Linked DNA regions of Mus musculus: region 1 is linked to region 2. A link is a loop called in an ENCODE intact Hi-C map of the cell type or tissue named here. Cell type or tissue: heart. All regions are shown on one strand.

What was found. A loop is a pair of places that touch in the nucleus more often than their neighbours do. Peaks named below come from ENCODE experiments on the same cell type or tissue, not always from the same donor. Only the 100,000 strongest peaks of a DNase experiment are listed, where the experiment ranks them.
Region 1: a loop joins it to region 2, with 2.8 times the contacts of the local background. A loop is called at or near these places in 3 of 42 quality-filtered maps.

What each region holds. Positions count from the first base shown.
Region 1 is chr9:94,612,615-94,615,114 of GRCm38, reverse strand. No RefSeq gene overlaps it. Among named protein-coding and RNA genes, the nearest start is that of Gm39404, 29 kb to the right of the region's middle. In heart, a CTCF peak has its summit at 1,036; no DNase peak of the experiment used is centred here; H3K27ac peaks cover 489 bases.
Region 2 is chr9:93,073,497-93,075,996 of GRCm38, reverse strand. No RefSeq gene overlaps it. Among named protein-coding and RNA genes, the nearest start is that of 1700034K08Rik, 69 kb to the right of the region's middle. In heart, no CTCF peak of the experiment used is centred here; no DNase peak of the experiment used is centred here.

The DNA of each region.
Region 1 (2,500 bases), 1.5 Mb before region 2:
ATCACATATATATCTCTCATACATGTAGATTTGTTATATTTCAATAAAATATAAGCAAGCAAATGAAGAAATCGCAAGTATATAAAACCAGAACCAGTCATTAGTAGAACCTAGTGATTTAAGTGTGGTCCAAGTGAAGGAGGAAGGAATGTGAACATGTAGCATTCTGGGTAAGGGAAAAGAGGACTTTTTTTTTTTTTTTAAATAGCATTTTACTTGGGAAACAGAAAGTGCAGGGATAGAGGCAAGTCAAATTACATTCCAATATGCTGTGCATGCCTTCTGCCTAAGGAATCCGTGGCAAACACTTTACCAAAGCTGGAGAGCCCGAGCAGGATCTGGTCTAGCATCACTTCCCACTGCATGCTGGGTAACATACTCTATATCTATCACTAACTCTAGTAAGGTCTCTCGGGTCAGTGTTTTGGTAAGGAGCTCTTTATTCCAGGGCCTGACTGCCTGGAAACTCAGCTCTCATAATGTATAACTCCAAATTCCAACAGCATCCCTCAGAGGATCCTAGTAAGGTCAGTTGTAGGATACAGACCATTAGAATTCATCTGATCTCACCATGGCAAATGTGGCTAAGTGACACTAGTCCACAATGGAGTCCATAGCCACCTCCAGGGGCATACTCCCACACAGTGCTGAAGAATAGCCAAGCTTGACAACAGTGCTTAGGAAATGAGGGGAGGGGCTGTGGCATCCCACCAGAGAAATAGTAGCTCGGGCTGGGACGTTAAAGTCAGATCCTTCTGTTTTGTTTCTCAAGCGGGGAGATCAAAAAGGAAATAAAAACCAAAACCTGAAATCTCTAAGTCCTGCCTTGTTAAAGATGTGTGTGTTTGTGTGTGTGTGTGTGTGTGTGTGTGTGTGTGTGTGTGTGAAGTTAAATATTTTCTATCATGGGACAAAAAAAAATGTTCAGACTTAAAACCTGCAGAGTCATGGCTATCTCTTTTATCCTACAGTCTCCGGGGGTTGATTTAGACTTTCTCAACTACAGAGATAAAAATGTTCCAGCAGGGGTCTCTCTCTGCACATGGTACCAAGCATGCCTGACATCTGCATTCTCTCCATCTCTCTTATCCTCAGTGCCATGTAAATGGATGCCTGAGTAAAAGACGTCAACCTTCTTCTCTTATAGAATTAGAAAGCCACAGGAAAGATAGAGTGCAACATCACACTCACGATCCAGCTGATAAGCATGTTTGTTCAGTGTGTGCTACTCATCTAGTAAAATGCTTAGAATCCACACTTTTCCGTCTTTACACAGTGAGTTTAACACCTGTCTTGACTTCTAAACACGATTCTTTAATTTCCTTTGTTTACTTCCTTTATTTACCTGGGATACTGGATATTCTGGCAGATGGGTATGTATTTCATTAACTATTATTATTATTATCATTATCATTATTATTATGAGACAGAGTCTTACTATAAAGATCAAGCTGACCTTGAACTGTAGATTGTCTTGTCTCTACCTACAAGTGCTAGGACAATAGGCATGAAGCAATATGCCTGGATATTTTTTATTTTATGTTATACTATTTTATTTTATTTTATTTCATCTTGAGATAGGGTCTAATGTAGCTCAATATGGCCATTTAGGTGAGGATGACCCTAACTCCCAATTCTCCTTCATAAATACTGGGATTACTGGAATGTATCACCACGCCCAGCTTCTTTCATAGACTTTAATATGTGTTTTCCAACTGCTTCAGCTACTTTTCTATTGCTGTGATCCAACACCATGACAAATGCAACTTTAAAAAGAAAGTATTTAATTTGGCTTAAGGTTTCGGAGAATTAGAGTCTATGGCAGTGGAACAAAGGAACAACTGAGAGCTACTGTCTTGAATGACAACAATAACAAGGATGGGGTAGATCATGCGTTCTGGTACCGGTGGGAGTCCTTTTGATATCTCAAAGTCCCCAGTGACATACTTTCTCCAACCACGTCACACCTCATAATCCTTCCCAAGCAGCCCCGCCAACCTTGGACCACATATTCCAATATATGAGCCTATAAAATATAGGCAATATAGCCTATAAAATATAGGGCCATTCTTATTCAAACCACCACCTAGCCAACTAATGCTTAGTGTGTGTGTGTGTGTGTGTGTGTGTGTGTGTGAGCATTAAACAGGCAGAGTTGGAACCTTGGTGTACTATCCAACAGAAGCCTTGCCTTGTTTGAAGTGAAGGTTAGGCATCAAGAACCTTTGCACTGGTTTTTGTTTATGAGCTTGAAGAAAGAGGAGTAGTGATTGATGGGTGTTCACGCTCCTGAGAGGGATCCTGAAGGGGGATGGATGACCTATAATTCTGGTGGTCACAGTGGGCAGAACCTCGGGGCTAAAACCATGTTTGCCTTCCTCTTTATTCTTGCTGTCAACTGGTTTACTCAACCTCTAAAGACCAAAGATCAAGGTCATCTCTAGCTATGTAGTAAGTATAAGGTCATCCCCTTAGAATGCTATCAACTAAAATGTACTGC
Region 2 (2,500 bases):
TTAATGTTAATATATTTATTTTATATTTTCTATAGTTTATTAGTATCTCAAAAAATGTGTTACTTTTATTTCCCCAGGGTTTTTATAATAGTCATGAAGATAATGGGACTTGACATAATGTTTCTTACATTTCCAAAGACCTTTAATTCCAAGCCAAAGACTTCACACTACCTCTCTGAGAAGTCTATAGGTCAAAATCTTGTGCCTCTTCAAGTTTGGGATGATTGTCAAAAATCTCCTTGCTTTGACTTGTTACTTTACCAATGCAGCCACATTGAACTTTCTACGTGTGCCTTCAGGTCAACTTTCTCTGTACATGTCTGTTTCTATTTTCAATTCTCTCCTTTTTAAAGAGATGCAGCTAACATTGTGTAGCAGCAGCACATACCGGTGAGAGAACTTTATTTCTAAGTAAAACCACAGTCTATATAATTGGGAGTCTAGACTGCCAACTTATATTCACTTGATTTTATGTGTGATGTGGGCCCTAACACTAATCATAGCTTGGTATCACTACCCTAACACAATGTCTTGGCTGGCAACCAAGTCTCATTCTTTTATATGTCTCAACACAGTGATTAGCTGAGTTTAGCTTGTTTTGTTAGCTGTTATTTTCTGCAAAAGAACTCTCATGTTGCATCCCCTCTTAGTCCTTACAATTTTATTTTTTATGAACCAAAGGTTTTGTTTTTCAAAAGATTTTAAAAAAAATTGAAGCACAGATATCAGAGTGTTAGTGAGAAATATAAGAAGACATAGCTAGTGTGGGTTTCTCAAGAGACACAGATATTTTATCTATAACCTTAGGTTTTCCTTTCTCCCCAGTCCACACAGAGCAGCAAGGGTTACATTGTTTTGTTTTCAAGTATGCACTGAATGTTTTTCACCTTTGCCAACACAAAATAAATAAATAAATAAATAAGTAAATAGGAGGCATTTATTCAATGAATAGAACATGTTCAACTATTTGTATTGTTATTTTTAACCTGTTATCATTTCTTGTATATGTGATTACTGAAGTTTATATTTTTCTTATTATGCTTGAACATTTACCTTTATGCCCTTATGGTTCACGTGCTGGTAGGATTATTTAGTTGTGTTTTTGAAGATATTTTTAAGGATTTTGATACCAGTGTATTTCATAGAGGTAGAAAAACAAATAGTGTACATACCTATGTGAAAGATGTACAGATATCTGGTATTCTATATAATAAATATGTACTAATAGAGGGTGATAATAAATGGTTGAAATAGAATGATTAGATTGAGGCAGGAACAAAGCTGAAAATTCTACCATATGCCATTTCTGAATGGGGTCTGATCTATATGATAAAAATAAGAATCAAATCAAGTGTTCAGGGCATGTAATTCTGAGTTGACTCCTACTTTTGTCTTTCAAATGAGGAAAGAACAAGAGTCCAAATTGAGGGAAATGGTTTTAGTATGATGCTTTAGGTAAGTGCAGGTATTATTATTGTTTATTATTATTATTATTATTATTATTATTATTATCTTCATTTAGGAGTGCAACCCCACCTATAACTTCACTAGAGGACTGAGATATTCTTACTAATGATGTGGTGATGCTATGAAAGAAGCAGCAGGCAGAGAAAAACAATATTGATGTATCAAACTGGGATGGTTTGAATATGCTTGGACCAGGGAACGACAAGATTAGGAGATATTACCTTGTTGGAGCAGATGTGGCCTTGTTGAAGAAAGTGTGTCACTATGAGGGTGGGCTTGGAGACCCTCCTAATCACATGGGAGCCAGTCTCCTGTTTGCCTTCTGGACAAGATATAGAATTCTCAGCTCCTCTAGTGCCATGCCTGCCTGGATGCTGCCATGCTTCAGGCCATGATGATTGTGGGCCTGGGTACCCGAGGTTTTCCATGGAGATCTCTGTCCAGGCCTGGTACAAGGGTTCCAGTGAAGGGAAGTAAGTGCAGGCTGGGAGGCGAAATCTCTGCCCTGCCTTCTAGGTCAGTAACTCCAAGCCGCTCTGAGCTGAGTTGGGTCGGACTGGGCCGACAGGAAGCCTACTATCCAGTGAGGAGTGTGTCGAGACCTCAGGTGGCTCTTCGGGAGAGAAGATCTCTTCCCAAGTGTTACATACAGCTCCTGGAACAAAAGACTCAGACGAAGGAGTAGTCCTCCTGTACCTTTAGTTCCCTGGATGGATTTATATACAGTTCTGGGGGTGACTCAGGGATCGACAGCAGGTACCTTTCATTGGCTTGGATTGAGAGTTTGAGGAAAATCTAATTTGCATGTAGGAAGGCTTGGTGCTGTTTCTATGTGACTGATAGCCATGCACCTCTCCTGTAGGGGCTGTGGGGGCAGTAACTTCAATAGGAGCCAGGGGTCCAGGAGACATGATCGAATGCCTTCAGTCCCATGTAGTTGGAAATTCCACCCACTGGGTCCCACCAGAGTTCAACACCTAAGCTCCACTGGAGACCTGGCTGTCTGTGCGTAGCTAGTTGCCCCATAGATGAT